Regions from separate parts of the Homo sapiens genome. Here regions 2 and 3 are each linked to region 1. A link is a loop called in an ENCODE intact Hi-C map of the cell type or tissue named here. Cell type or tissue: heart right ventricle. All regions are shown on one strand. Each heading gives the region's core, and the rest is flanking DNA. Links, peaks and the distances in the headings are about the cores only. Region 1 overlaps ZSWIM6 (zinc finger SWIM-type containing 6). Region 2 holds the start of LINC03122 (long intergenic non-protein coding RNA 3122). Region 3 holds the start of LOC105378997 (basic proline-rich protein).

Evidence for each region. Hi-C counts contacts between places; a loop is a spot of excess contacts. Peaks named below come from ENCODE experiments on the same cell type or tissue, not always from the same donor. Only the 100,000 strongest peaks of a DNase experiment are listed, where the experiment ranks them.
Region 2: a loop joins it to region 1, with 2.0 times the contacts of the local background. A loop is called at or near these places in 14 of 110 quality-filtered maps.
Region 3: a loop joins it to region 1, with 2.9 times the contacts of the local background. A loop is called at or near these places in 15 of 110 quality-filtered maps.

What each region holds. Positions count from the first base shown.
Region 1 is chr5:61,404,001-61,414,888 of GRCh38, forward strand. The region is part of intron 1 of ZSWIM6 (zinc finger SWIM-type containing 6); the gene reads left to right. Among named protein-coding and RNA genes, the nearest start is that of ZSWIM6, 77 kb to the left of the region's middle. RefSeq lists an enhancer at 4,011-5,210 and a silencer at 4,636-5,026. In heart right ventricle, for the core only: a CTCF peak has its summit at 4,988; a DNase peak (open chromatin) is centred at 4,831; H3K4me3 peaks cover 1,228 bases; H3K27ac peaks cover 1,228 bases.
Region 2 is chr5:61,633,286-61,644,173 of GRCh38, forward strand. LINC03122 (long intergenic non-protein coding RNA 3122) reads left to right here and starts at 4,496. Exons shown (of 2, transcript NR_126525.1): 1 at 4,496-4,561. In heart right ventricle, for the core only: a CTCF peak has its summit at 9,088 (motif pointing left); a DNase peak (open chromatin) is centred at 5,436.
Region 3 is chr5:61,621,530-61,632,417 of GRCh38, forward strand. LOC105378997 (basic proline-rich protein) reads right to left here and starts at 6,538. Exons shown (of 3, transcript NR_189165.1): 1 at 6,452-6,538; 2 at 5,269-5,404; 3 at 2,870-3,817. In heart right ventricle, for the core only: CTCF peaks have their summits at 2,372 and 4,260; a DNase peak (open chromatin) is centred at 4,342; H3K4me3 peaks cover 1,799 bases; H3K27ac peaks cover 2,667 bases.

The DNA of each region.
Region 1 (10,888 bases), core at 953-8,952:
AAAAAGTAATTTTTTTTTTTTTTTTGAGACGGAGTCTCGCTCTGCCGCCCAGGCTGGAGTGCAGTGGCGCGATCTTGGCTCACTGCAAGCTCCGCCTCCCGGGTTCACTCCATTCTCTTGCCTCAGCCTCCCGAGCAGCTGGGACTACAGGCGCCTGCCACCACGCCCGGCTAATTTTTGTATTTTTAGTAGAGATGGGGTTTCACCGTATTAGCCAGGATGTTAAAAAAGTATTTTTTGTACCACCGGAAAACTTTCCTTCACATTTTCTCACTTATCAGTTGCATTCTTAAAATGATTGCATTTTTTCCCCTTGTTCCCAATGGTTAAATTTTTATTTACTTTCCGATCTTTAGGGGAAAGAATGGCATAAATTAAGGCAGATGAAAAATTTCAAAGGGCTGCCATCGCCCTCTTGAAGTTCACATTGTCTCCAGCTCCTCTAAGCCATGGCTACCACCTCTCAAGGCAAACTCCCATCCCTGTTTTGCTGTCTTTGGCTAGGATTTGTTGGTAGGCAGCAGACCTTATGGTAGAGGAGGGAAGATGAACTTTAAAGAGAAAAGTTCTATAGCCACTGTTGCTAAAGCTTTTGCTCTTTCTATTCTTTTCTGCCAGTAGCTGCCTCTTTGTTTGCTGGGAGAGAAGTAGAAGAGAGAAGCTAAGTCCAAGAGAGGAGAGGGATTTCACCGCCTCCTTTAGCCTTCTTGCTCCTTTCATGGCTCTGCCCCATATTCTCATTTTCCAAACATTCCAATCACCTAGAGAGGGTTGTTTTTTTGTCTTCGGGTTTTTGGTTGTTTTTATAAAATAGAGTTCTTGGGGCCCACTTTTAGTTATTATACTTAAGGAAGTCTGGGGCTTCAGTCCTGAGAATCTGTGTATTTCTTGAGTTATGCAGGTAATTTTGATGCCCAGTTAGATTTGAGAACTGTAGGATATGTTTCCCACCCTAACCTTTGGAGGTCAGGGTCCTAAGTTATAGGAGTCAATACCAGTAGCAGAAATGGTTGGGCTTACAATATGACAAATAAGGCCATAAATACGAAGGGTTTCCGAACCAACAGCCAGAGCTTCTAGGAGTGAGAGACCAGTTGAACTTAACTGTAATTATCCTGTTGTAGAGGTTAGTTGCTATAATAGCTATATTTAAGGTGTATTAGCTTTTGTCTTCTTTTATATTCCTTTTCATTTGTTGATAGAAAGCTATGTTTGAAGATATGGTGGGTATACTGTAAACTCCAACCACCAAAGATGGGATTAATCAAAATGTATACTTTGTTCACATAAGTGGAATGTCTTAAGTAGATTTTTTAAATAAATAGGATCTACATTTTTCTTCTTTGTAGTGGCCTGTCTAATGGAGTATAGTTTCTTTCATCTTTTTATTAGTGAGAATTTAAATATATTTTGATGACATTTCTCTTTCAATTTCTTCACCACAACCACCATCATCGTCATGGAGAGGCTAATAGACTTTATGAGGGGCTAACTCCTCAGAGGAGGAAGAAATTACAGAGGTGGCATTTGAGCTGAGCCTTTAAAAATAAGAGAAGATTTGCATTAGAGATTGGTATTTTCTGTTCTTGGGAGGGTATTCCAGATACAGGAAAACTTGAGCAAAGACAACAGGCATGTTTGAAAAACAGTAGGCTTTGCTTCCATGAGGCCAAAGTGTAGGCTCTGTAAAACACAAGAGTAGAAGAGTAGATTAGAGACAGAGTGTCAAGAGCTCTAAAGTCATTTCTGTTTGGACTTTATTCTCAGTGTCATAGTTTCTATATGGAAAGGGGCTCAGAGTTTAAAAGAGTAACTCCATAAAAATAATTGTAGCACCACATCTTTATTTGGAAGATTAAAGTCTTTTATTTGAATTATATTTCAGAATCTTAAAATATGTATATGTATCACACAAAGAAAATACCTTTAAAGACTTTTTCTTTATGTATAGTCTGTGGTCCTGTGAGGTCTGGAGCTTGGGACTACTGTGAAATAAATGATAACCTTGTCATTCAGTAGACAGCCTGAGCTGCATTAGGGTCTTCTGCATCTCAGGGTTGGAGGCTTCTCCCTGCTTTGGCAGAATTTCTCTTCCCTCCAGTCTTGGCCTTCTCCATTAACACACAGGTACTTTGAACTTTATGTCTGCAGGTCTGTGTCATTTTGCTATCTCTTTGGGGAACCACCTGCCTAACCTTATGAGGTCCTGTTCAAAACTGTGGTTCTGCTCTTTTCAGCAACTGATCATTATTGCATATCACTGTCTTTTAACATCTACTAAAGCTGAAAACATTTGTATACTTAATATATTAATAGTATATTACTTGTTTATCAGTATGATGGTTTACATAAATGTGAAGCCTAGAAATTTTATAGGGACCTGGTGTAGTAATCCCTAACAGATATTGAAAGAAAGGTAAAAATTAGTTGAAAGGACTAGATCATCCTCATTCCTCACTCATTTTTCCTTAAAGAATATATTAAAAGGCAAAGTTGTCTACAGTCAGTATCAAAATTTTGTTTTAACAATGTTTTCAACATTTTACATCTTTCTGGTAATTTTATGAAGTCTCTGAAGACTAAAATCTGTCATAATTAGTCAGAAGTAATATTTCCGAGTAGGTATTTACTTTCAAAAAGCCTAAGTCTTTAAAGGTGGCATATGATACTATAATTTATCTCAGAAATCTTTTATTTATTTATTTATTTATTTATTTATTTATTTATTTTGAGACAGAGTCTTGCTCTGTCACCCAGGCTGGAGTGCAGTGACATGATCTCGGCTCTCTGCAGCCTCTGCCTCCCGGGTTCAAGCGATTCTCCTGCCTCAGCCTCCTGAGTAGCTGGGATTACAGGTGCCTGCCACCATGCCTGCCTAATTTTTGTATTTTTAGTAGAGACGGTGTTTTGCCATGTTGGCCAGGCTGGTCTCGAACTCCTGACTTCAGGTGATCCACCCACCTCAGCCTCCCAAAGTGCTGGGATTACAGGCGTGAGCCATTGCACCCGGCCTCTCAGAAATCTTAAAAAGGATTTAGTTTCATTTAAAAATAACAAACACAGTTCCCCAAATCTGAAATTTAGTTATTGAAACTGGACCATGTTGTCCATGGAAAACATATCTTACTTTATACCAGATTTTAAAATTAACACTGGTGTAAGTGCAGCCTAAAATTCCTCTGAGCCCCACTTTTACATAAGAAAAATTATTGAATATGATAAAGGTAGCATTTCCAATCAGTGAGAAAAGATAGGTTATTCAATTTGTGTTGGGACTAGTGGATATATATCTAGGAAAAAAAGTACAGACTCTAAATATTGAAAGGTAAAACTGAAAACATAAAAATATTTGAAGAAATCACTGGAAAATTATTCTACAAACTGCATGGGGAATGACAGTCTGTGATAATAGTAACCAAGAACCATGAAAGAATAGATTGGTAACAATTCAGCTACATAAAAATCCCTAAATTTCTCTATGGCAGAAACCATGAAACAGATAAATTTACCAAACTGGAAAAAATTTTCACAAATCATGTCACAAAGAGCTAATTTTCTTAAAATATATAAAAAAGATCTTTCAAAGTGTCATACACAAAACACTGCTTTTCGAAAAACATAAGCTCCTACAAAGCAGTAAGAAAATGATGAACAAATAGAAAAATGGGCAAAGGTGATGATTTAACAGTTCACAGAGAAATACAAATGGCTTCTAAAATATATAAAAAGATGCCCAACTTCGTTCATAATATGAAAAATGTAAATTAAGACTACACTAAGATACAATTTTTCACAGATCTGTTTTCTAAAAATAAAATAAGCTTGAGAGAGAGCCTCTTATCTGAATTCTGGGACAGCCTGATTTGCATGAGGGAAATAGGCATCCTCCTGCACTGCTGGTGGGAGGGTAAAGGTACAGTCTCAGTGGAGGACAGTTTGCTGTTACCTCTCAGAATTACAAATGCATGTGTTTGTTTTGATGTAGCAATTTCCCATCTAGGAATTTATTCTTGAAAGACAGTCATACAAGATTTTCACACCAGCATTATTTGTAATAGCAAAAAGATGGGAAATTACCTAAATGCTCATATATAGGGGACTGCTAAATTGTGGAATTCCATGCAATTCTAAAAAAGAATAAGGAAGCAAAGTAGAGAACATTATGTATAGAGTTTACCATTTTAAAAAGGAGAAAATAGAATATATGTGTATTTCCTTATGTATCACTAAAATACTTCTGGGTGAATACAAGAGAAGTAACAATTTATCATGGGATGAGAACAGGGCAACTGAGGGACGAAGTTGGAGGGAGATTTTGTCACTGTGTACCCTTTTGTTTTGGACCATTTGAAGCTATTGTCTCTTGACAATAATTTCAAGAAGATAAATTATGAAGGAGGGGGTCTAAAAAAGCTTTAAAATACGTTGTTTTAATAAAATGTTTTAATTTCTTTGCTTGAAAATTAACATTGCTTTAAGGGGGAAACAGCAGTTTAGGGGGAGCAAGTGCATTTAATTAAATTGCCTCTTCAGCAGTATTAAAAATCAGTCAGTTGTAAATTGGTGAGGAATATATTAAAACCCTATGGGAGACCAAGTTCTGAAGTTTGCTTCGAAGTTCGACCAGGAAAAGAAGGGGTTAAAGGTGTGATGCAGGTAAAGGAAGGGTTAAGGGCATTATGCAAGCTGTTAAATAAAAAGGAAGTGCATTACAAAATGCTGAGCTCAGGAGTCTGGCTGCCAGCCAAACCTTTGCTTTCCTCACTACAGCTGAGGGCTTTCGAAGCTTCCCACCAGTGGGTTTGTCTGAACTGTTTAGGAATGCGGCCGCGGTCGCCAGCTGACGTCAGCGCCGCCGGTTCAGCCGCAGGCCAGAGTCAGAGACTGACAGCGCGAGGGGCGGGGTTGGGAGTCAGGATGGGGCGAGGCCTGCGTGTGACTGATGGCGCGGGGGCGGGGCGGCGTGTGTGTGACTGACCCGACCGCGCAGAGGCGGGGTGGCACAAGATTTGCGTTTCCTTGATGACTTCTAAATTATGATTATAGATTTTCTTTGTAATGAGGGGAAAGGTTTTTTTTTTTTTTTTTTTTTTTCCCGTTTTTGAAATCCAGGCCTCTGTATTGCTTCACTTTAGGTATTAAGTATAAGCACAAAATTAAATGTAACACATACCAAATTGTCCAACTTCAAAGGCCATTTTGTTTTTGTTTTTGTTTCTGAGAACGAGGGGGCCACAGTAAAAACTTTGGTGATTTTTACCAGTGGAGGGGCTAGGGAGGTGATTTTTGCTGTTTAAGGAGGTTCTCAAATTTACTTACCTGCAGTCCATTTTCATTTCAGAATTGCTACCAGAAAGAAATTGTAAAAGTTTTCAAGCATGATTTTGTAAAGCAAAAGATCAAAAAAGGAGAGAAATTATGTGGAAAATTGGCAAGATTAATTATATCTCTATTAAGACCACCTTTGCGCAAGATAGTTTTGGGTTATTACTGCTGATTTTCAGCCTTTAAAGAAAAATGTGGGTTCTTGGTAGCAACTTACAAGGATGGTGTTTAGAGCTATAGTTCCCCCTTCTCCACCATACCCTGTTTTCTTGATGGTTAATTTTACTTTTAAAAACATTTGTATTTCTTGACTATTTATTAATTAGATCATTTTGCTTAGTCATACCTAAGAGTTTTGTTAGTCTTCGGTTTCTTAGTTGTATGAGTCAGAGTCAGGAATGCAAATTTATTAGCTTTTTGTGGAGAGGGATATGTGGGATGGTGAGAGCTGCGGGTGGGTAAGCATGGAGTGCAATACCAGTTCATAGACAAGGATCTAAAAGGAGCCATTAAGCTCCATGGAAAACATTGTTACTTGATCAGGCCAGTAAAGGAAGACTATTTTGAGTAGCTACTGAAGTTATCTGATAGTTAATTTAATTGATTTGAGTAACTCTTTCAGGGACCCCAGATTTGTAAAAGTGGCACTGTTGTGACTTTTGATAAAGGGAGTTTTAGCCTTTCATGAGAGGAAGCCTTGGACTTATTTGTCCTTCATGTTGAGAAGCTTCCGTATGATCTTCATGGTTTCCTTAGGCACAATCACTGTGATTTCACCTATGTATAGCAGCCCAACTAAGGTGAAGTCAGCATATAGACCAGGAAGATACAAAACTACGAAAACTCAGGACCAGCCTTGGCAAAAGGCAACATGTGTAGCCCTAAATTACCCCGGTACTCTAGTGCTCAGCCCCACATTGACAATTGCACAGAATTTAAGTGTTCTGAGTTTGTGAATAGTATTGTAATAATGGATGTATTTCCTTTTTTTTTTTTTTTTTTTCAGACGGAGTCTCACTCTGTTGCCAGGCTGGAGTGCAGTGGTGCGATCTCGGCTCACTGCAACCTCTGACTCCCTGGTTCAGGCGATTCTCCTGCCTCAGCCTCCCGAGTAGCTGGGATTACAGGCACGTGCCACCATGCCTGGCTAATTTTTGTATTTTTAGTAGAGATGGGGTTTCACCATGTTGGCCAGGATGGTCTCGATCTCCTGACCTCGTGATCCACCCACCTTGGCCTCCCAGAGTGCTGGGATTACAGGCATGAGCCACCGTGCCCGGCGATTTATTTCCTTTTTAAACCATCTGACTAGATTCTAAAGACTGGTGTTTTTCACTTAGATACCTTTTTGTTGATAGTACACTTCATGCAGAATAATTTTAAGAGTACAGAGTTGTAAACTACTGTTACATTGAACTCAAATATTAAGGTCATTTCATTTAATACATAGAATAGCCAACAGGAATATTTGACAGATTGAACATTGAATTAAGAATGAGGTATGAAGTGTGCTTAGTTTGCTAAGTCACCAGTTATACGACTTTGTCCACTTTTAATCTCATCGTGTCTTAGTTTCTCCAGGGGAAAATGCTTTTTATTAGTTTTCCTATAACAGGACTCAAGGCAAAAAACGCTTTTATGAAGACGTAAGAATATTCTGGTTAATAATACACTATGGTTTGGCATGCTTGGAAAGGGCAGCAGAAGAAATGGCAACCTGGTGTGGATGCTGACTGGTCTCTCCATCTCTCTGCTTGTCTGAAGCACTGCAGCAAAGTCGCTGGGAGGTCCTGTGCTCTAGGAGTGGAGCCTTGAGTGATTTGAGTGTGTATTTAGAATGAGGTTTCCTTTCTTTGTTTTTGCCAAATTAGTTATCAGTTCTTCTAAAATACAGTCCTCTCAAAATATGGAGTGAATGTTTGTGTCTTGTTGGATGAGTCTGTATTTGGACTTAAGTGTGACTCAATTGTTTTTTAAACTTTAATGACAACTAAGGTGAGCACATTTTGAGTTACAAAGGATGGGAATACAGTAAAAATTGCTTCCCTGAAGTCTTGATATTAGTGAAGAAACAACCCCCTAATTGGAAGCTTTTGGACAAAGCTAGAATATAGTTTTGCTTCCTGAATACTCTAAAATGTTTCAGGAAATTTCAACCTTGTCTTTAATAAGAACACTTTAAAATTACTTTTGTCTAGTTAACACATGTTTTGAAATATATTGTCTTCAATGTGTTAATCCACTCAGGCTCCTATAACAAAAATACCTTTAACCAGTAGCTTATAAACCATACAAATTTATTTGTCCCAGTTCTGGAGGCTAAGAAGTCCAAGATCAAGGTGCCATCAGATTGGGTGTCTGATGAGGCCCCTTTTCCTGGTTCCTGGATGGCACCTTCTTGCTGTGTCTTCATGTGGTAGAAGGAAAGGATGAAAGGTCTCTCTTGGGCCTCTTTTTAAGGGCCCTAATCCCATTCATGAGGGCTCTACATCCGTGACCTACTTAACCTTGTAAAGGCGGCACATCACCTTGGAGGTGAGGATTTCAACATATGAATTGGGGTTGGGGATAAGTATGCAGACCATAGCATGCATTTTCATTTTCATTCATATATTGAGATTTTAGGAAATTAATCAAAGACATTATAGCTGCTAATACCGATCAAATAACCAATGTAACCACAATAAATTGATTTAATTTCAGCCCACAAGAAATGAAAAATTGATCTTTGTTATGTTAGCCTTGTAACTTTACTTCTGGTAAATCTACAGTTTCTATTAGATGGTTTGAAACTTTGGACAAAGCACGTGATACCTTATTGCTTCCAATGAATCACAGGGAATTGAGATTGGGACCCTATACTGAGATCTCATGATAAAAAGAGAAAAACTTCACAGGAGAAAGTTGAACTGCTTTTTATGCAGGAATAGAACTTCTGGGTTGGTCAGAGTTGCAACTACCATAATTTAGATCTGGCATCGTTTGCTGGGAAATGGGGTCGGGAGAGAAGCAGCATCCTAGGTTTGATCCCCTGAAGACTGATAGCTCAGGTGTAGTGTGATTTTAGTATGTTTCAGGGCTTGAATTTAGAATCTTCCCTTTCCATTTCCTTGCATATCAGGAATTAGTGATGTGGAGGCATTTATTGTTTATGTTATTTGGGGCAGCTGGCAGCACATTTGTGTCTTAGGTTCTGTTTAGTGTTTTAACTATTTGCATATTCTTTTTATGGGCTACTTCTTGGCTTGCGTTGAGATGGAATTGAAGAAAGCAAGTTCCGCAGTGAAAACAGATTGTCAAAACCAGAAAAGAGGCACATTGTGCTCAGTTTTCAAAACTCTTCTGTTAATCTCTGTATTGGTTCCTAAGAACCCTGCTGAAGAATCTATGTTTTCTTAGGAGTGTCCATCTTGAATATTAATTTAAAATGGTTTATTGTGAATTTCCTCTCATTAAGCCTGGTCTTTTGTATTGTTTTCCATTTTATTGTTGAAAGTGTTTATCATTAAAATTTATTTTCTGTTCTCATTCATTCATTCATTCATTCCTTTTGAATACCTACTGTGTGCCAGACTTAAAGTCAGTTGCTGGGTACATATTGCTGAGCAAAAATAAACTTGCAGTATAATGGAAATTAGAGATTTTTTTTTTTATTTCACTATTGTTTATTTTCTTTTTTTTTCCTTATTTTTTCTTTTTTATTATTATTATTATACTTTAAGTTTTAGGGTACATGTGCACAATGTGCAGGTTAGTTACATACGTATACGTGTGCCATGCTGGTGTGCTGCACCCATTAACTTGTCATTTAGCATTAGGTATATCTCCTAATGCTATCCCTCCCCCCTCCCCCCACCCCACAACAGTCCCCAGAGTGTGATGTTCCCCTTCCTGTGTCCATGTGTTCTCATTGTTCAATTGCCATCTATGAGTGAGAACATGCGGTGTTTGGTTTTTTGCACTTGCAATAGTTTACTGAGAATGATGATTTCCAATTTCATCCATGTCCCTATAAAGGACATGAACTCATCATTTTTTATGGCTGCATAGTATTCCATGGTGTATATGTGCCACATTTTCTTAATCCAGTCTATCATTGTTGGACATTTGGCTTGGTTCCAAGTCTTTGCTATTGTGAATAGTGCTGCAGTAAACATATGTGTGCCTGTGTCTTTATAGCAGCATGATTTATAGTCCTTTGGGTATATACCCAGTAATGGAATGGCTGGGTCAAATGGTATTTCTAGTTCTAGATCCCTGAGAAATCGCCACACTGACTTCCACAATGGTTGAACTAGTTTACAGTCCCACCAACAGTGTAAAAATGTTCCTATTTCTCCACATCCTCTCCAGCCCCTGTTGTTTCCTGACTTTTTAATGATTGCCATTCTAATTGGTGTGAGATGGTATCTCATTGTGGTTTTGATTTGCATTTCTCTGATGGCCAGTGATGATGAGCATTTTTTCATGTGTCTTTTGGCTGCATAAATATCTTCTTTTGAGAAGTATCTGTTCATATCCTTTGCCCACTTTTTGATGGGGTTGTTTGTTTTTTTCTTGGAAATTAGAGATGTTAAAGTGTGTGTGAAGGAAGCTCCTGAGGGCAGGAGTGGGGTGGGGGTGGGGCGACCTGATGTATTCAAATAACTGAAAGGAAGGAACGCAGTGTGAGTTGTAGAGCAGAGCAGTATGAGGAGAGAGTGATACCAGATGGGGTAGGAGAAATGGACAGGGCAAAGATCATCCTGTGAGGTAATTCCAGTACATTAAAAGGAATTGACTTGAGTGTAGTGGGAAGCCATCCTCAGGGTGCTATTTGGAGAATATGTTGGTGAGGGCAAGAGTGGAAGCAAGGTGTTCAGTGAAGAGGGTAGTTGTAATAGTTCAGTATTAGCTTGGACTAGGGTGGGGCAGTGATGGAGAGAAGTGGACATATCAGCCCAATTTAGTGATGGCATTGGATGGGATGGGGAAAAAAAAGAAGAAAGAAGCCAAGGTGATTTTGAGGTTTCTATTTTGAGGATCAGGGGTGGTGACTGTTTATTGGAGCTGGGAATGAGGGGGAAAAGAACAGTTTTGGGACGTGACAAATCAAGGGTTTAGTTTTGGACCTGAGTCTGAGCTATGCAGTAGAGAGGTCAGGTAAATAGCATGGCTGAAATCTTTTTTCCTTTGCCCTGTAGAATTAGGGCAGAGGAAAAAAGATATTTCCTGTGCCAACTATAAAATTAGTTATGGTTTTTAAATTTGAAAATACAGGATTTTAGCTCAGACTGAATTACTTTATGGGAGGAGATGTCCGTCTCCTCTGTGGAAGGGGAAGTATTTTGAAATAGTTATAAGCCCAACAAACATATCCCCAAACTGAGGCAGTCAGCATGAGAGAACTCTGCTGTGCTCATTAAATATGGTTGAGAGGTAAACTGAATAAGATTATTTATGTTTCAAAGGGGTCAGCGTTCAATACTGCTGTTGAGTAATAGATTTTTAAGTTTTTCTTTGCTTACTTTTTAGGTTATTTTTCCTTAAGAGATTTTAGATGAGTTACGATAAAAAATGTTGA
Region 2 (10,888 bases), core at 1,597-9,596, 230 kb after region 1:
CTCTCTTTTCTCTCTTTGGTTTGGCCATTTCACTGTTTATTAGCAGCTCCACCGAGGGTGGGAAATAGAAATGGACCTCAAATGAGGCAGGGTAACATCTGTGAGTAGGTCTGCTTAGAAGCTTGATGAGGGGGAACAGAGATTTTAATTGTAATTGCAGAAATTATAGAATTCGCTTCACTGTGCTGTCTAGGCCCACTTTTATATGGCAAATCCCAGCCTTATAACAAGAACAGACCACTCTCCCTACCCATAGTTCAACAATTGGCAGCAATGATTCAGTGGAAAAATTGGAACTTTAAAAATGCTTTATTCTTTCACTCAAGTATACTTATTGCTTTATATGCTTCTTATTCGCATGGTCATCTGGTAAACCTGGTTGTGAAATGGGGACAGAAATTTATCACTGCATGTACGTAGGAACATGGGCAGGTGTGACTTTCATGTTTAAGGAAGTTTTTGTGGTCTACTCTTCTAGTTAGTTATAATATATTATATAACAAAACATATCTCCTGTTCCTGTCACTTGGTATAATAAATATGTTGGTGAAATTTCTTGCAGAGTTTGATTACTCAGTCAAAACCTAAGTATCCTGTTGGGAGAAGAACACTCATTTTAGTGGCACTGTTCTATTCTTTGGATGAATTGAATAGTTACTAATCCAGCCACAGAAGAAAGACACAGGTAATTGCAATTGAGCAAACATACAGAACCCCACAAAAAAAAAGACTCACGAGAAGTGTAAAATTTCCCATCAAACATCCATCCATCTCTATTTTCTCCATTCCTTAGAATAGTCATTGTAGCCATAGGAAATAACTCGGGACCAGGTCTACACTAGGAGGAAAAATGTCATTCCTCATTCAAGCACTCTGGAAATGAGTTTAAAAAGACACAGTCTGCCCATGGTCAATGTGAGGTCAAAAACTCTAGTAGCCAATTTGAATTTTCTTTTAAGAAAATGTAACACACCACCTACTACCCCGCTTTTTACTGTGTAACACCACTAGAGTTCTTTAGGTTGTCCGAGGGTAGACAGGGATGTTGATTGGTCAATGTTTTAAATGTAACTTGTTTAAATTAACAGCAACTATTTTCTCTCATTTATCTATATCACCAATACCATGAGGCCTCACCCGGGGCCACTGTTGGAAATCAGGTGTTACAATGCAACTGGTGGTTATGGTTTTCATGTGGTCAGGATCCCTTAGACTGGTCGCTGCATGAAGCTCCATGCCTCTTGCTCACTGCTGTTTCTTGGGTGAATAGCACAGTGCTTGGTTATATGTAGGCATGTGAATTGGTGGTCTGGGTTTAAACCATGTTAGGCAACAAATGCTTTTCAATATATGAAATTTTTAGAGCTGGAAATACCTTTGAGAGAATAGAGGTCACTATACATTTTCTGTCTAGCAGCAATTCTCCCAATTTTCCTTCCACACAGAATTGTGATTTTGTTCTGTTTTCTTCCGCTTTTGTACTCCCAGGAGAGGCTGAAACATCACCTCTTGAGGGTCTCCTTTCTGGTGATTTATTCAGATATTGGCACATGTGACTCAATAATGGCCAATACTATGTGAAGGGACATCTTCTGGGGAGTCTTCCTCCTTTTCTTCCGGATTCTTTGTGTCTGAATGTGATGCCTGGAGATGCAACAGCAGTCTCACTACCAGCACGAGGATGAAGCTGATACCCAGGTATGGCGAGAGAGAGAGAAAGATAGAAAGAACCCAGGTTCTTGATGACGTTGTTGAGCCACCCAATCAGTCAACCCCTAAGCTTCCCTGCTGCTCTACTTTCTGTTATACAGGATAGGACGTTTCCTTAAATGTTTAAACCACTTTGAATCAGGGTTTCTGTTGCCTCATGGCCCAAAGCATCTGAAGCGATGGAGAGAATTTTAAGTCCAATTTCTCATTTCACAGAAGATGTAACAGAGTGTGCTCAATGTTATGTTGCAGGTGACAGCAGAACACAGGAATAGAGAGGCTGAATCTTCTGCTTTAGAGCCATTTTTAGTCAGATGCTGCCCCTCTTACAATTTACTTAATTATAAATTAAAGATGGTTTAAGAGTGTATCTCTCAAGTCACTGTCCTTGTATTTGACAAAATTTCCTGGCCAGGGTTAAAGTCTGGAATTCTAATCCAAATTTTCCTCATTTGGACATGCTGAATCAAACTGGCCACTACAGAGACAAAGAGTATGCTTGTTGACTTTGAAAAACTAAAAACGCTTTGTTCCTAATGACTAGGGAGCAGTGACCTGGGAGACTTGATCTGTTTGGTAACTGTGGGCGAGAAAGACGAAATATATCTCTTTGGGTCAAGACTTAGCATTTGTAAAGTAAGGAAGACCACAGGATGTTATTCAAAGCCTTTGCCAAGGCTTTGGTTGGAAGATTTAATGGAATCCACAGGCAGAGAATAGGGTGAGGGTAGGAGGTGGGGATACAGGTTAGGAAGGTTGGTTTATCCTTTCTGTTCCCAGGGGCATTTCTTCTATCAGGTCATTCCCTCAGCTGCAAGGCCTCCTGTTTGCCTCTAATGCTACTTCCAATCTGTCCATGCTGCAGGGCCCAGGTTATACTATATTGCCTCTATCAAGTCTTCCCGGATCACTTTAGCATGCACCAGTAACTCATTTTCAGAACTCACTCATTTCCTGAACTCTTTACTCATTCATTAAACATGTCATGTTACAGAATATTTCTCTTCTGGTATTTCACTCATTTTGCTCCTAAATTTTATCTTGAGGAAGCAGATCAGAAAAAAAGAAACGACATAGACTTTAAGGGCACATTGACTTCACTTGAATCCTGCTCTAGGGCCCCTGCCTTGCAGAACTCCAGGGGCCAGTTAGATAGCATGCAGTCCTGACTGGTTCTACCACTCTGGAGCAACTGTCTATGACCACCTCAAATCCATTGTGGAATGCAAATGGGGCATACTGTATTAGTTTCTATTGCTGTTCCAACAAATGACTACAAACTCAGTGGCTTAAAATAACACAAATGTATAACTGCTATAGTTTAATATCCCCTCCAAAACTTAGGTTGAAATTTAGTTGCCATTGTAACAATGTTGAAACATGGTCTTACAGGAGGTGATTAGGTCATGAGGGCTCTGCCCTCATGAATGGATCAAGGCTGTTAATCACAGGAGTGTGTTAGTTATCAAAGGAGTGGGCTCCACATAGAAGAATGAAGTTCTGGTTCCCTTCCTCTCTCTCTCTCGCATGCTCTCTTGTCAGGTAATGCCTTCTGCATGTTATGACACAGCAAGAAGGCCCTCACCAGATGCAGCCCCTTGATCTTGCACTTCCCAGCCTCCAGATCCATAAGACAAATAAACTTCTGTTATTTATAAGTTACCTAGCCTGTGGTATTCTGTTACAGCAGCAGAAAATGGACCAAGATATCTTACAGTTTTGGAGGCCAGAAGTTCACAGTGGGTTATCAGGGCAGGGCGTCTTCAGGAGGCTTGGGGTGGAGGGGGAGGAATCTGTTTTCTTGCCTTTTCCAGCTTCTAGAGGGTGCATGCATTCCTTGACTCATGACCCGACATCACTCCAATTTCTGTTTCCATTGTCACATCCCTGTCATTCTCACTCTTATCTTCCTATCTACCCCCTTATTAAAGACCATGGCAATTACACTGGGCCCACTCAGAAAGTCGATAGTAACATCCCCACTGCAAAACCTTTCATCACCTCTTCAAAGCCCCTTTTGCCATTTGAGGTAACCTATTCACAGCCTTCAGAATTTTTGAAGGAGGGGAGGCATCATTCTGCCTGCTATATACATAGTCTTTGGATCTCAGTTTCCACATCTGTAAAATGGAGAACTACTGTCTTCCCCACAGGGCTATTGAGATGATTGAATGAAGTAATTTCTGCTTATGAATTCCCAGCTCTGTGCCTGCCATGGAGGCAGGCAATTCTGATCCATGTTCTCTTCTGAGTGGGTTGTCAGCTGGAGGCCTTCTACTTCTTTCTAATCCATTAGCTTCTTGCTAGTGCTGCGTCCCCAGGAGGAAATCAGTAAATGCAAGAAATAATTACCTTGACAATGCCTTGCACATAGTAAGTACCCTAAAATAATTCATTGAATTGTTTGTTATTTTGGTGTTAATGGATGGGGATCATCTGATTAAATGTTATTATTTATTAGATCTAAAATATAAATTTGGATTCTTCTGTTGCACTTTTACCTAATTACTCTAAACACCAGTGGGAGAGAGGAATTAGTCACAATACAACTTAAAGAAAAAAATATCTTGCTGTCACTGACTTCTCTCCTTGGTCTGAAAACTTTCTGATTTTGTAGGATGCCACTGACTGCTCTTTCTGCAACTGAAAAATCTCTCAAAGGGCCCTGTCCAGTTAGGTCACACAAAGCCAGGCTGATTATTTAGAGAGAACACAATGCTCCCTCACATGGGGCACAGAGAGGAAGGAATTTTTTTTTTAAGCCAATTCCAGTCCCTGGAGCTGCAAACTGCCCTCAGGGCAAAGAAGCCTGCAGAATAATTGGGAGGAGTCTGGCAGGAAGGAAGCCAAGGTAAGTTAAGCTGCATTTCTGTCTATAGCCAGGGTCTCCATGCCACTTTTTAAACATCCCCTTCTGGGATAAACCTGTATGTCAAGATAAACAATTAAATAATATGCAAGGGCCAAATCAGGAAAACTGCAGCTTCAGCCCTAGAAAACAATGCCAAGAAACACCAGCCTGTCTGCCGCTGCTAAGTCGAGGAGATGGGTTCCCATGATTCCGTAAGAGAACTGGGTCAGGGAGGAGACACTGTCTGTTTAGAATATGCTTCAGGCCCCTAAACTTGGTCGGTTTATGCTTTTTCAGGTTAATAAAGTGGAAAATAACTTTACCTCATCCCTCTATCAAAGCATAGTGCGGCTGCCCCAGAGACCCCTAATACAGCCAGGGATGATGTGTTTGGAAAATGGGGCAAGAGAGGGTCCAAAGATGAGACCCCAAAACTGTGAGGGGGAGGTTGTGTGAGGAGGACAGACCAGAGCTGGAGGGGGACTGTGAGAAGAGGAGTCTGGTTGCTGCCGTCTCTGAAGGGTCTTCCTAGGCTCCCACACCATCATGTCTTGGCCAGCCAAGGCCAAGTGGTTGTGTAAACTTAGGATGGTCATAGAATCCTGAACTACTAGCACATGGGGGTTGAGCTTGTCTGAGGATCTTTTTGAGGAAATGGGGGAAGTATTATTCATGTAATGTGTGACCAGAGTATAGAAATCATGATCCCAGCAGATGGCATGAACGGACACTGAATAGTCCGAATGTCTCATCTCTCTGGACAGAGCAGGCTGGTGGGATCTGGGCAGTCGGGCTGGCTGAGGAGGCATATTTCAGAGTCCAGAGCGAATCCCAGCAGTAATGCCTGGGAACAAAGCCAACTGGTGCCCAGGGCAAGCAGCCCAGTTCTGGGGTCAGGCTACCAAGGTTGTACCAGGCAAGAGAAGAAGGGTGAGCAGGGGAATATTCAAGAGCATCCAAGAATGCAGGGAGCTAATGAGCATGGGAGTGCAGAACTGAGGTCAGAAGGCGTGGCCAATGGAAACTCCCAGCAGCCCTGTGCAGGGGCTCTGCGGATACCTGCTAGCTCTTGGGGCTTAAGCACGCAGTTCGGGACTGGCAGCTCAAAAATGTCTTGAGCAGATTGGCCCCTCAGATAAAGTGGGACACACAGTCTTTTTTTTTTTTTTTTTTTTTTTGAGACGGAGTCTCGCTCTGTCGCCCAGCCTGGAGTGCAGTGGCGCGATCTCTGCTCACTGCAAGCTCCGCCTCCCGGGTTCACGCTATTCTCCTGCCTCAGCCTCCCGAGTAGCTGGGACTACAGGCGCCCGCCACCATGCCCGGCTAATTTTTTTGTATTTGTAGTAGAGACAGGGTTTCACCATGTTAGCCAGGATGGTCTTGATCTCCTGACCTCGAGATCAGCCCTCCTCGGCCTCCCAAAGTGCTGGGATTACAGGCTTGAGCCCGGTTGGGACACGCAGTCTTTAAGAAGTACTTAGGAAGGGCAGTCAGGCTAAGCAGTGGGCTGTACTTTGGGACCCTTTTGCCACAGAACAGAGGGCAGCCTCTGAGTCTGGCCGTGTGTCGTAATTCCTGTGTTGGAACAGCCCCACCCTAATGAGGGCATTTAGATATTTACTTCCATCTACACTCTCCTTGGGTAGGGCGGCAGCAGAAATAACTGGCTTTGAGGCCTCCACCTTGCAGGGTCCCCTTTTTCACTACTAACGCTACCTCTCAGGGCATCCCAAATTCATGGGAATCCCATTCTGAGAAGCCCCAGTATAGGTCTGGATGTTGGATAAGAACCAAGGGCGGTGTGATGCTTATACACTGGGACAGAGTAGGCCTGCCTGATTTAGCAAATAAAACCACAAGATGCTCAGTTAAATTTGAATTTCCAAAAAGCAAAGAGTAAATTTTTTAGTACATGTCTATCCCCAACACTGCAGGGACATACTTATATTGCAAATGATTTGTTCTTTGTAATGAAATTCAAGTTTAACTGGGAATCCTGTATTTTGCAGGCCACCGTATTACAGAGGCCCATATGGAACCAGCTGGTCTGAGACAAGCCCAGGTTCTGGGCCAAAGCAAAACAGGCAGGTGTTTGCTCAACCTCTGCTAAAGGTCTATTTTTAAGGCTAGATGCTGAATTAGGAGAAGAAGCTTATGAATTGAATAAAATACTATTTGCCATCAAAACCCCTTTGAATTTTAGCTAGTAATTCACCCATAAAGTGCCACCCACCAGGGAGCCTCATACGGTTTCATAAATACATATGAGAGCTGCTGTGGAGAGAGATGGAGCCCGACGCAGGCACCGGACACAACATCCCACAGCTTCCCCATGGCTTTCAGAAAGCTTGCAGATATTTCTCTCTTCTGTTCTGAACTCTCCACAGAGAAATCTGTCAAGGGAGAAAGCAATGACTTTGCTCTCACTGGGCCAGAAATTCCATGGCTGAAATGACCCAGGGGTAGCAGGCGGGTTTGACAATCTGTCAGTTTCTGGATAGTGTTACTCGTCAGTCACTCATTTTTGCTAAATTGCAGAAACTCTTTTCTTTAAATGAAACTTTATTTGCTCATGATGCAGGTTAAGCCCAGTTTCTGGCATGTGTCCAGGGAATTGGGTGTGCCACCCTGTCCACTTGGTCATGGGGAAACCGTTAAGTCAGCCTTCAGTCTGGACATCTCTGCTCAAGGCTTTAGTTAATTTTTCTTCCCATCTGAGACTTAACCGCTGGGACTGTTTTACATATGAAGATAAGAAAACAACCGAAACTTGATTTTGCTCTATGGAGATAAAAATAAGGTAGCATTTTATTCAAGAAGAATGTGTGTAATAACAGTAATCTGAAAATAATGATATCTATAAGGTCTTTGGCAAAGCCACCCAGGAAAAGAAAAACAATAGATGTGAAAGCTTCAGTGAGTCATAACACCACCTTTCAGCATCAAAATGCCCTGGAATCAGATTCAGATAAACTGGTTTCATCAGCTCTAGACTCAGCTGTATGCGTCCCTTTTTATTCCTTGTGCCGATTGCACATTCTCCAGATAATGGCAAGGTATTGGCTCTCCTTCAAAACACTCAATTGTGCAGCAGAGGAAAGAAAAGGATTCCTTGTAAGCTTTTTCATGTCTAAACACAAAAATAGCTCTCTTCCTGGGCCTGCCCAGTGGGCTTCCTTTCCCTCTGGACATCTACAGAGTACTGCTGACTGGACTAGTGTTCATCAAAGGTGGTCTGTGGACCACGTGTATTCGAATAGTTTAAAAGCTTATTTAAAATGCAGATTTCTGGGACTCACTGGAGACCTAGTGAATCTGATCTCCTAGGTAGAGCCAAGGACTGTGCATTTTTAACGGCTCCACACCCCAAGGATTCTAAGGCATCCTAGGGTTTAGGGGCCACTGGGTTTGTCCAGCCATACAGCCCTCACCTTATCCTGCTGCCTGCGTTGTCACTTGGCTTCCTACATTTGAGTGTCTCTTCTTCCCAGTGCAATTCTAAGCACAAGGGATGCGTTTGAAATTCTTTCTTTGTCCCTGTTAGTGCCTAGTTCGCTGTAGGTGTTTAAAAAATTTTTTTGTTGAATGAAGGACCTGAAATAATTTCTCTTTGCTTACAATTTGTTCAAAGAAACTCTTTTGCCTACAGAAGATTGGATCATGAATTTGCCAATTTGATTTCAAAACAAACGGATCTCTCTCTCTATAGACGTGTCTGTGTGTATGAGTGAATATTGCTCTCCTAAACAAATGTTTTGAGTCAAAGGTCCGCCTTTGTCCAGAAGAGGACAACAAAGGATATACCGTTGGGAAAAAAATTGTATAACTCAAAACGTGTAAGCAGTCTTTGCCCTTTCTGAGAACCACTGTCAGAAAAGCTCTGTGAAGATTTTAGGGTAAGGGGTGTCCTAGGGGAATAGGGGAGTGTGTGTGTGGTGTGGTTGAGGGGATACTAAAAGCCCATCTGACTAGCTGCACCTGGCTCTTTGGTCTGTCTCCATGTGTACAAATAAAGTCACTTTTCTTCAAGTCAAGGGCACAGCTCAGTGTATTAGAGTGTCTAACCCCAGAGATCAGGAAAGATATGTTTTGCCAGAGTTAGAGAGCCTGGGGCTGCAGCAGTGCTGGTGGCAGGTCTGGATGGGGAGTGAGGATCGAGTTGGGCTCCTGGTGGGGAGGAGAAAAGATCCCTGGAGAGGGCAGTGGGTGCAGGGCACGTAGAGCCAGCGCCTCCTCTTTCCCAGTCTTGTTCAGAGTTGCCCCTGAGGCAAAACCCAAGATGAGGCTGCACAACACATGTGAAGACGGGAGCATCAGGAATGAGAGGGAGGGAAATGGAAGTGAGAGAACAACTCCAGACTCTCCGAGTTGGATCTAACCTCACTTGGCTAGACCTGCCCTTGGGATTTTGGAATCTGATCTGCAACCTCCTGAACATCTTGTTTGAGGAGTCCTAGGGTAGGGATGCACACTCCCTCACAGCTACAGTAGGGATGAGAAAGTACGTTCATAGACTGAGCTGTGATCCACCTGCTGGTGATTTCTGCCCTTAGCTCATACCCTTCTCTTTCCTTCCTTTTCTGGACTCTACTTCCTGAGAGAAGGCTCTTTGTCCTCTCTAAGTTTCCTCTTCTGTAGGTTGAATTTCCCTAGCTACTTCCACTTCTCCTATGGTGTGCCTCCCTGCCGCTCTTTTTTCCATGCATGGACTTTCTAACCCCAGGCTGCCTCTGTCTTCCAGTGGGGCCCTCACTGTTTCTGTCAGCAGCACCTGCAATTTCTCAGTCAGCCAGGCTTGGACAATTGAACTTAGCCTTGCCTCCTTCTTCTCTCTTATCCTGAAGCTGTTGGGAATTGCGTGTGCACACGCATGTGTGTGTACACGTGTGTGTGCACAGTTCTCCATAGGAGGTTTGCACATTTGTGACTGTTTTTGTCCTGGAGAAGTCCCCAAGGCAGAAAGCAAAAATGTAGCTGGTCTAAGCTTGAGGTGGGTCATGCCTGTGGCTGGACTCTCTCAAGGAGAGCCTGAAAGCATGTGGAACTGCCCACCACAGCCGAGGCTGAAGCCAGAGGAGAGCTGCGGCCAGGGGATGTGTATAGCACCAAAAGTGGCTACTATACAGAACCCCACACCTGCTTAAAGCCTTGCCAAGATGTGTTTTCCATTGCTGTCAGGATGAGTTGTGTGTCTTATTTTTGCAGACAAGGCCTTTCCTGAATGATACAGTTTGGACATTTGTCCCTTCCAAATCTCATGTTGAAATATGACCCCCTGTGTTGGAGGTGGGGCCTGGTGGGAGGTAATGGGATCATGGGAGCAGACCCCTCATGGATGGCTTGGTGCAGTCCTTGCAATAGTGAGTTCTCATGAGATTTGCTTGTTTAAAAGTGTGTGACGTCTCCCTCTTCTCTCTCTTGCTCCTGCTCTCTTCATGCGACACACCTGCTCCCCCTTCACCTTCTGCCATGATTGTAAGTTTCCTGAGGCCCTCACCAGAAGCTCATCAGAAGCAGATGCTGGCACCACTCTTCTTATGCTGTCTGCGTAACTGTGAGCCAATTAAACCTCTTTTCTTTATAATTTACCCAGCCTCAAGTAATTCTTTATAGCAATACAAGAATGACCCAATACACTGACCTGGCTGCATGCACCTCTCTTCTCTTCTCTTCCACTCCTGAAGGACACTGTGCCACAGACATGCTGAGCAATATTCCAGCCATGCTGAATGCTTAATATTTCTTCTAACAGAACCTAATACACTAAGATGTTTGGTTCAGCCCTGTTGGCAATGGGATCCACCAGAGCTTCTGGAAGCAAGTGGGCAAGGGTTACTTGACCAGATTGATACTTTAGAAAGAACAAGGTAGTCTGAGGTTGGAGGATGAATGAAAAGGAAGTAGAGTGCTAGAAGAAATTCACTGTGGTTGGGCTTTATCCTGAGGGCAACGAGGGTGCTGTGGGTAGGTTTTAAGCAGGGAGGTGAAGGGATCATGCTGGCATGTGAGATGACTTGCTGCAGGGTAAGGCATGATTAAGGGTGACTTATTTGGTATGGAGATATGGGGAGAGGCAAGGATGATGTCCCAGTTTCTAGCCTGGGCAAATGAGTGAACCCTGTTGCCATTCACTGATATGGAGGTCAAGGGATGACGATCAGGTGGGGAGGGAGATGATGAATTAATTTAGTTTTGAATATTATGAGTTTTAGGTACTTTTGGAACATACAAATAGAGTTGTCTAAAAGTCTGCCCAAGAGAGAAAACTGGGCTTGAGTGATAGATATAGGAGTCCTTAAAGGAGATAAGTGGCCAGGTCCAGAGAGT
Region 3 (10,888 bases), core at 1,068-9,067, 220 kb after region 1:
AGAGGGACAATCGAGGTTGTTGTCCTGGCCTGGCCCAGAGACACTGCTGCCAGATGCAGAGCTGGCTCCCTGGGGCCATCCTTGCCACACCTGCCCTCCAGATCACTGGGTGCTCATGGGCCAGTGCCATACGGGAGCTCTGTGCCTTCCCACCTCCTGGCAGCTGAGGCCTGGAAGGGCAGATATCCCCTGGTCTAACCCAGACAGTCCAGGGGCTAGTGAAGAAGACCCCCACTCCTCCCATGTGCCCAGTGTATTTTAGTTCTCCTCTTGGATACATTAGAATTAAGACAGAGGTATTCTATGCCTCAAGGAGAAATTTTGTGCTACATTGGAGGACGGTCATTTACCCTTGTTTTCCAAATAGTGCACTCTCAAAGGGGTAAGTGTGTCATCCTTGTAGCGTAAGTGACAAAACAGATAGAGCTTGGTCTCTTAGGGTAAGGAACTGCTATCTTTCCATTTTATGGATGCTCTTTTTTTAGTCCTTGCTCATGACTGTTTTGAGAAGGCTAAACATGGCCTGGACAACATCTACTCTTGGTATAGGGGCAAATGCTTTTTCAAGTTACAGGGAATGAGTGAGAGATCTCAGGCCTGGGTTTGGTAACTGGGGGGAGAAATAGAGAAGAGGTATCAGGAACTGCTTTGGTACAAGGCATTTTAGTGTTTGGTCAAGGGATCCAAGAATTCCTAAATCCTGTCCCAGAATGGCCACTGTCCCCTCAAATGATTTTCTGTTCATCCGTATAGGTCAGGGTTGAGCAGGAAACAGATGACACATTCAAACTGAGTAATCGGAGGAGATTTTTGCAAAAGGATGACTTGTAAAAGTGTGGGTAGGATTTAGGGAAATGAACAAAAGACAGTGCAGTATCCTGAGCTAACAACAGTGGGGCACCATTACCACTTCTAGGCCTGCAGGGCCCAGGGGGGATGTAGTTCCTGCATGCTGGAGAGAGAGATGCAGCTCTGGAAGACAGCCTACCAATAGCAGCCATGGCCTGTGGAGGAGGAGAGCAGCCAATCAACCATGATCTGGCCAGGAGGGATCCAGGGTAATCAACCTCATTCTCCTCCCATGCTGCCATTGGCCAGTTCCTCTCATGGGCCAAACCCATCCAAAGCCAGAGAGAGAGTGAGCATGTCGATGTAGCCCATAGGGTCACCTTCCTGAGGCACAAAGCAAGGTGGACAAGGGTGGAGAGCACATTTAGAGGGCCGGGTGGGGTAAAAGGAATGTATCCAGCACATCTTCATGTCACCTGAATCCCATCATATTTCTAACTCCCAGCAAATACTAATATAAACACCCTAAATAGCAGGCACATTTGTAGTTTGTGTCATCTCTTCTCAATAATTTTGACTTCTTATTCTCATATTATTTGTCTACTAATGATTTTCATAAACATGATTTACATTTTACCATTGTATTAAACACATGAAAAGGTTGTTATATCTCTCAGAATTATTGGACTTTAGTGCCTAATTTAGTGGCTCACAGCTGGGAACAATTTGCCCCCCCCGCTCTGCAGGGAACATTTCTCAGTGTTTGGAGACATTTTTGGGAAGGGTGCTACTCACTTGGTACACAGAGGCCAGGCCAGTATCCTACAATGCACAGCATAGCCCCCAAATGACAGAATTATCTGGTGCCATTGTTAAAGTGCTGAGGTTGAGAAACATTGCTCTTAGTGGAGAAAGGTTTGGGCTCTGCTAAAGGGAATCAGAGAACAAGTGAAAGGAGAGATGGACTTCTGTGTTTTTTGTTTTGTTTGGGCAGGGGGAGCCTATCTCAGAGGAAGTTTCCATACTCCGTCTTTGGGGAGGATGGCTCCTTTTTGGGCCCAGCTGGGCTCTTTGGGCTCAATCCCTGGGCATCCTGGTATCAGTTGGACTGCAGGATTGAGCATCTGAAAAGCCAGACTGGGAGCTCTTGCGGGGAACATCTCGGGCCATGTAGATGACATTCTTAGCTTGCCTGCCCTTTGTGGCTGCTGGAAGTGGTACAGCACACTCTAAAGAACTATTTCAAGATGGTTCAGCCAGACCCACAAGGTCTGGCAGAGTTCTTGCCTTTCCCAGGCTTTGGGGTTCTCTGCATTTCAGTTCAGAGCTCTTAGAATGTTAATAAGTAGGGACTTAAAAAAAGTCCTGAAATAGTTCTCAGGACACGAAGAAAATGTCCTAGCTCAGAAAGTAAATGAGTGCAGTCAGCTGTCCTTTGTTAACTTGTTGATTAAACCTAGTCTTTGTTTCCTTTTTCTATTTTTTCCTATACCCATTGCGGGGTCATTTCCCTGCCTATTTGGGCCTGTGTTAGAGCAGAGCAGAGGGCAGGCAGAGGAGAAAACTCCACATCAGCGCCTCCTTTGGCAAGTGGTTAAAAGACATGATAAAAGATGTAGAAGTAATGACTACAATTACCTGTAAAAATCAGGATTATCAGTTAACCCTTGTCATTCCTTGGCTGTGTTATCACTTGAATGATATTAATACTTATTACATTTAATTTATTTTTTAAGCAAACAATTCATTTACATTGTTTAAAACTGAAATAACAAAGGATTTAGATTAAGCTTGTCCAACCTGTGGCCCTCAAGGCCATATGTGGCCCAACACAAATTCATAAACTTTCTAAAAACACTATGAGATTTTTTTGCATTTTTTTAGCTCATCAGCTATCGTTAGTGTATTTTATGTGTGGCCCAAGACAATTCTTCTTCTTCCAATATATCCCAGGGAAGCCAAAAGATTGGACACCCCTGATTTAGATAAAGGAGAGAAACTCTGTCCTCCCACCTCAGCCTTCCCCCCTTAAAAGGCAACATCCACCCAGAGAGATAGTCTATGCATATACAAACAAGTATGTATATACATGTTTCTTTTATTTTTTCATCCCATACAAATAGTAGTATATTTGCTTTTTTACTTATGAATATGTCTTAGAAATCCTTTCATGTCAGTAAAGAACTTTCTGTTTTCTAAATGGATCTATGGTATCATTTGGTTATACCTTAATATATTTGGCCAAAAGTGACTTGTTTTAAAAAGCCTTCTGAATCTATTTCAAACCAGAAAGAATGCTCAACTAAAAACCCAAAACAAACAAACAAAAACTTATTTGGAAGTTTAGGCATGAGAGACTACTTTCTTCTACCATTTTGTAAAGCTTTCGTTTTCTCATCTTACTGAGATTTTCAGATTTTTTTCTGCACTTGCTCCTTAACATAAAGCCTCTATGAAATAGCTGTTCAGCACCATAGAATGTCCCAAAGGTTTGGATACTGCTTGTGACTTAAAAGGTGTCTATTTTATTACATTAGTAAATGTTTATTATCTTTTCTTATGAAAATCCAGCCTGAGCCAGTTGAATGATACTGACTCCAGAAAAGCCTGTTTGGGCCTGGGACAAGATATTGAGCCTCCCTGTTCCCAGTTTTTCCATTTTTAAAAACTGGATAATATCCTGGAGCCTTAGCAGCTTTAAAGCTTTGTGCTGGGCGGGACCAGCTCAGCTTCAGAAATAAGAGCCTGCCTATCTGTACTGTCTTTCTGTGGTACATCCAGGATGCGTGTGAAAGATGAACACATTTTAAGTAAAGAAAGAGCTTGCTGCATTTGGAAGCCAAAGAGAGGGCAGGCAGAAGAGCCGTCGGGGTGTACAGCGTTCTGGGGCTCCAGGGCTTTGAAATGCTTTCCAGTGTTGTCACTTGAATGTCGAACACGTTATTCTCAGTGGACACTAAAGAGAAGTACAGGTACCGTGGGCTCCAGGGGGATTCATTATTCAAGGCACAAAATTTCCTTCTCCGGCCTGCAACACATTATAATTCAAATGAGCTCAGCACAATAGAAGAAAAATATGCAAGCAGATTTCTCTCTGTCATGTTTTTTCCCTCCTCTCTGAAGCCCTGTAATTACAGCAGGCAGGTGGAGCATCTGGGGTGTGGGGGAGTCCACTGTGTTTTTACCTTCCCAGGAACGCGACTTGCCTACCGCATCAATATATTTTATTTTTAATTAAGCGCTTATTGCAAAATCGGAGTCCCTGCACGAAAGCCTGATTCAAAACTTTTTTTTCCTGTCGTTCTCTGAGATGTCGCTGCTATTACTGTCTCAAATTTCCTTTTAAATTTTGCTGTTTGAGTAAATTAGTGCTGGCCTTTCCTGAGCTCCGCAGCTCCGAGGTGGCCCGACTGCCGGGCCTCCACCCCTTTTCCCCGGTCCCGGGTCGGTTTCTCCGGGCGCAACCAGCAGCGCCACAAGCCGGTTGGGTCCCCTGGCTCCCTCTCCAAGGCCAGCGCGGTCATGCGGGCGGGCGGGCGGTGTTCCCCAGAGACCGCCCATCCCGCGGTGGGGGTGGTGGAACCGCAGAGGCCACCGGATACAGCGACCTCAGGCCTGGCAGCGCCCATGGCGGGCCCTGTGGCCCGGGTACTGCGAATCGCCGGGGCTTGGCGGCCTCTGGAACAGGGGCCTCCGCCTCGAGGAGGCGGCGGGACCTGAGGGGCCGTGGTCGCTGCACTTTGTCCGAGACCCCTAGATTGGCCAATAGGAGACCGGAAAGGTGCAGGGAGGGCCAGTGGGGCCGATGGGCCGGGGCCCCGGACAGGCTGGCGCGGGGTTCGGGGGTTCTCTCCTGTCTCTGACGCCTGCCCCCGAGGAGGCAGAGCTGGGCAGCCCTGGGCCTCCGCCGAGCCCAGCTTTCCTAAGCCGGGAAGTCGGGGGTTCCTGGGCCGGGTGGGAACTGTCGTCCCTGGAGGACCCCGCCCCTGAGATCCCCGCCCCACATCCGGGTAGCGTGGGGGCACCTGGGGTTCCCGAGATGAGAACCGGTGCTCTGGGGGCGACAGGCTTCGGCGGGATCCCTGCAAGCCGGCGGCCCAGGCGGGTGAACCCCCCGGATTCCAGCAGGAACAATCCCAGTCCCCCGCTCCGGGAACCAGGCACTCGATGCAAATGGCTTCCCAGCCACCCGCCAGCCCTGCCCATGCCAGCGCCTCGCGGGGTGGCTCCCGCCTCGGCGCAGCCCCCCTGGTTGCTGGCTGCACATCTGCTTCCGAGCCACCCAGGGGCAACTTGAGGCAATGTCGGGGGGGGCGGGGCCGGGACGGTGGAGGGAGACTGAGGCAGCAGCCAATGGGCTGGAAGGTCCGGCAACATTTGCAGAGAAGGGGCCACCTTAGGTTACTATGAATCTTCACCAAGCGCAGGAGGGTCAAAAGAGTGTTTTCAGGAAGACCAAAAGGAGGAACGAATACCCACATGTGGCCAAAAGAGGGGCTGAGACTGGACGTGGGGGCCTTGCCTGCCCCGTGGAGCTTCCTCAGGCACCGGCTGCCTCTGTCCATACCTCCACTTTCCTGGGTGCAGTCTTCAGGGCTTGGACCAGTACTGGGGTCTGGGACACAGAGAAGAGACCCAGATCCCTGTAAAGATGGGGACTGATTGCTGGATGGGCCTCGGGAAAAGGCAGGCCTCCATGGGGCCAGTGGGGGCTGACAGGGCAAGACCTGGTTTCCCACACAGGCCAGAACTTTCTCAGGACAGTGTGGGTGGGTGCTGTGACTACATCCGGACCCACCCACTCTTAACCATCCAGGAACTAGGACTGGGGCTCTGTGATGTTTCCTCTTTTACAACATCTATTGTATTTTTCCTTCTCATTACAAAAGCAGTACATGTTTATCACAGAGTTAATGAAAAATGCAAACATACATAAAGAAAACAAAAACCATATATTCTCATTAAACAAACATATTCTCATTAGCTGGAGGCAAACATATTCTCATTAGCTGGAGGCAAACCTTTCTTGTATATCCTGAGTACAAACACGGTTATTCTGTGGGGTAACTGGCTTTTTCTTTTTCTGAACAATACACTGTGAATATCTTTCCACGTGAACATCCTTCTAATGAATATAGTTTAATAAATATACTCTATTCTTAATGATTCTACAGAACTTTCATTGTAGGGATGCGGTGCGATATTTTCAATGATTCTCTTACAGGGCTTCTAGGATGTTGCCAGTTTTTGTTTTTTGCTTTTTTTTTTTTTTTTTTTAACTTCTGTCCACACCATTCCAAGGTCATTCTCTTGCTGGGTCACTATGCATGTCCTTAATTATTTCCTTAAAATCTATTCCTCAAAACGACTGGGCCAACTGTTCTGCATTTTTAAAGTTTCACTACATTTTGTCAAACCGACCTTTAGAAATGTTATGTCATTTCATACTCCCACCTGCAGAAAATGCAGAAGTCTGTTGCCAGAATTCCATCCTTACCAATCATGAATATTAGTCTCCTTTTTATTCTTTTCTGTTTGTCTATTTTTAAATTGGAGTATTCATCTTTTTCTTACTGATTTGTAAGAACATTGTATATGTTCAGTCTATTAATTCTTTCTCATGCATTTTGCAAGCTTTTCCCATTTGTCAATTGCTTTTTACCTTTCAATTTACATTTAAAACTGTTGGGCAGTCCATCACAAAGCGTATCCACCATGATCAAGTCTGCTTCATCCCTGGGATGCAAGGCTGGTTCAACATATGCAAATCAATAAACATAATTCATCACATAAACAGAACCAAAGACAAAAACCACATGATTATCTCAATAAATGCAGAAAAGGCCTTCGATAAAATTCAACACCCCTTCATGCTAAAAACTCTGAATAAACTAGGTATTGATGGAACGTATCTCAAAATAATAAGAGCTATGTATGACAAACCTGCAGCCAATATCATACTGAATGGGCAAAAGCTGGAAGCATTCCCTTTGAAAACTGGCACAAGACAAGGATTCCCTTTCTCACCATTCCTATTCAACATTGTATTGGAAGTTCTGGCCAGGGCAATCAGGCAAGAGAAATAAATAAAGGGTATTCAAATAGGAAGAGAGGAAGTCAAATTGTCTCCGTTTGCAGATGACATGATTGTGTATTTAGAAAACCCCATTGTCTCAGCCCCAAATCTTCTTAAGCTGATAAGCAACTTCAGCAAAGTCTCAGGATACAAAATCAATGTGCAAAAATCACAAGCATTCCTATACACCAATAATAGACAAAAAGAGAACCAAATCACAAGTAAACTCCCATTCACAATTGCTACAAAGAGAATAAAAGACCTAGGAATACAACTTACAAGGGATGTGAAGGACCTCTTTAAGGAGAACTACAAACCACTGCTCAAGGAAATCAGAGAGGACACAAACAAATGGAAAAACATTCCATACTCATGGAAAGGAAGAATCAGTATCATGAAAATGGCCATACTGCCCAAAGTAATTTATAGATTGAATGTTATCCCCATCAGGCCACCATTGACTTTCTTCACAGAATTAGAAAAAACTACTTTAAATTTCATATGGAACTAAAAAAGAGCCCACAGAGCCAAGATAATCCTAAGCCAAAAGAACAAAGCTGGAGGCATCACACTACCTGACTTCAAACTATACTACAAGGCTACAGTAATGAAAACAGCATGCTACTGGTACCAAAACAGGTATATAGACCAATGGAACAGAAGAGAGGCCTCAGAAATAATGCCACACATCTACAACCATCTGATCTTTGACAAACCTGACAAAAACAAGAAATGGGGAAGATTCCCTATTTAATAAATGGTATTGGGAAAACTGGCTAGCCATATGCAGAAAACTGAAACTGGACGCCTTCCTTTCACTTTTTACAAAAATTAACTCAAGATGTATTAAAGACTTAAACATAAGACCTAAAACCATAAAAACCCTAGAAGAAAACCTAGGCAATACCATTCAGCACACAGACATGGGTAAAGACTTCATGACTAAAATAGCAAAAGCAATGGCAACAAAAGCTAAAATTGACAAATGGCATCTAATTGAATTAAAGAGCTTCTGCACAGCAAAAGTAACTATCATCAGAGTGAACAGGCAACCTACAGAATGGGAGAAAATTTTTGCAATCTATCCATCTGACAAAGGGCTTATATCCAGAATCTACAAGGAACTTAAACAAATTTACAGAAAAAAAACAACTCCATCAAAAAGTGGGCAAAGTATTTGAACAGACACTTCTCAAAAGAAGACAGTTATGTGGCCAACAAACATGAAAAAAAGCGCATCATCACCAGTCATTAGAGAAATGCAAATCAAAACCACAATGAGATACCATCTCATGCCAGTTAGAATGGTGGTCATTAAAAAGTCAGGAAAAGACAGAAGCTAGAGAGGATGTGGAGAAATAGGAATGCTTTTACACTCTTGGTGGGAGTGTAAATTAGTTCAACCATTGTGGAAGACAGTGTGGTGATTCCTCAAGGACCTAGAACTAGAAATACCATTTGACCCAGCAATCTCATTACTGAGTATATACTCAAAGGAGTATAAATCATTCTACTATAAAGACACATGCACACATGTTTATTGCAGCACTACTCACAATAGCAAAGACTTGGAACCCACTCAAATGCCCATCAATGATAGACTGGATAAAGAAAATGTGGCACATATACACATGGAATACTATGCAGTCATAAAAAAGGATGAGTTCATGTCCTTTGCAGGGATATGGATGAAGCTGGAAACCATCATTCTCAGCAGACTAACACAGGAACAGAAAATCAATCACTCCATGTTCTCACTCATAAGTGGGAGTTGAACAATGAGAACACATGGACACAGGGAGGGGAACATCACACACCAGGGCCTGTTGGGGGGTGGGGGCAAGGGGAGGGAGAGCATTAGGAGAAATACCTAATGTAGATGACAGGTTAATGGGTGCAGCAAACCGCCAGGGCACATGTATACCTATGTAACAAACCTGCACGTTCTGCAGATGTATCCCAGGATTTAAAGTATAATAATACAAAAAATGTTGTGCAGTCAAAATTTGTAATATTTTAATTTATAGCTTTTGTCTTTGCTGTCATTCTTGAGATGTAGTCTCATTCTGTCTCCCAGGCTAGAGTCCAGTAGCACAATCTCTGCTCACTGTAACTTCCGCCTCCTGGGTTCAAGCGATTCTCCTGCCTCAGCCTCCTGAGTAGCTGGGATTACAGGCATGAGCCACCATGCCCAGCTAATTTTTGTATTTTTTAGTAGAGATGGGGTTTCACCATGTTGGCCAGGCTGGTCTTGAACTCCTGGCCCCAAGTTATCCACTCACCTAGGCCTTCCAAAGTGCTGGGATTACAGGCATGAGACACTGTGCCCGGCTTGTTTCACTTAAAGTTTTAGTTCATATGGAATTAATTTTGGTATCTGACAGAAATAGGAATCTAAGTTTACTCCCTTCCCCACTCCCTTATCCTCATTGTTAGTCCTGAATCCATTTGACTCTACCATATGCTATGGCCAAGCCCCAAACAAACAGATCCAGATGGGAAGATTTAGTGTGGGAGACCCTGGCCCTAAGAAGCACTGAGGGAGTGGGATCAGGAAACCTTTATAAACAGGAACGGGACCTGTTTTATGGTCCCATATGTTGGAATCACATAAATCTGGATGAAGCCAGTCTCTGTCACTTTTACTCCCTGGAATGTGGGACAAACAAATAAGTTACTGAACTTATTTAAACCTCAGTTTTGCATCTGTGAAATGGGTACAATGATAACCCCTACCTCTCAAAATGGTGGTGAGGATAATGTGATAATACAAATGTGAAATGCTTCAGCACACAGCAAAGCATTCAATATTATTAGTAGTAGCGGGTAAAGAGAAATGGAGAATGATGGCAACAGCATGTAATATAGAGATATTAAAAGAAACACAGACATTATCAACAATTAGAGACACAAAGGTGATACTTCCCTGTGCTGTGGTTCTATTTTGAGTCCCAGAAAGTTTATCAGACCAATTAGGAGGGTTTCCTGTGAAAAGAAAGGCTTATAGTCCTAGAGCCTGGATCTACTGGAGCCTGCACTTAAATGCACACAATTCAAAGGAATCCAGTGGCATTTCTGTTCTCCAACCTGTTCCAAGGCTTTCTGATGAACCTGCCTGCGTCAAAGTGAATCAGCTGAGCAAGCTGGCATTTGGAGAGCTCACAGGACGGAGAGCACTCGGGGCTTGTGCTTTAAGTGGGCAGCCATCTCCCTCCTGGCTCGCCCCCAGCTGAGGATTGCTGCACAGAGAAATAGTCACTGGACGTGAGCCAGGGGCAGCAGTCAGCTTAACCAAAGGAATCAATGGACACTGTGTTTTCCCTCTGCAAATGAGGAAAATGACATGGTAAGAAGGCATATGCCTTGTCCAGAATCACAAATCCCAGGGGCAGAAAAGGCAAAGAGAAACGCTGCCTCAGAAGGAGCCATTTCCCATCCCGAGGAAGCCCAGAGCTGGGACTTGGTTAACAAAGGAAACAGAAACGGGAACGCTGCCCTCGAGCTCCCGGGGAGTGGAGGCCCAGCATATTTTTATGAAGCATGGACAATGAGTAGCCATTCAAAAGGCCGATGCTGCCTCTTCTTAGGAAAGGGCAAATATTTTAGGAATCCCTTCAAGCAAATGCCGGATTGCTTTTTAGGGGAGTGGGACTTGGCTGGGTAGTTAGTACCAAGGGCTTTAAGCTTTGATTCTGAGTTTTGCTCCTATAGAACAGTGGTTCTTAATTCTGGCTACACATTGGAATTAGATGAGCTCTTAATCCAGGAGGTTGGATTAAATTAGCCTGTAGTAGGGCCTTGACGTCAGTATTGTGAAAAGCTCCTTAGTGAATCCTAATATGCAGATTAGGGTTGAGAAGAAGCTTCCTGTTGCATTGCTCTTCCCAGCTGCATCTCACTTCCCAGCTGATGAGAACTAGGTTACAGGGCCAAACCATGCTAGCAAAATGTTTCTCACACTTCAAGGAATTGTCTGGGGACCTTGTTAAAGTGCAAGTTCTGATTCCGTAGGTCTGGGGCAGG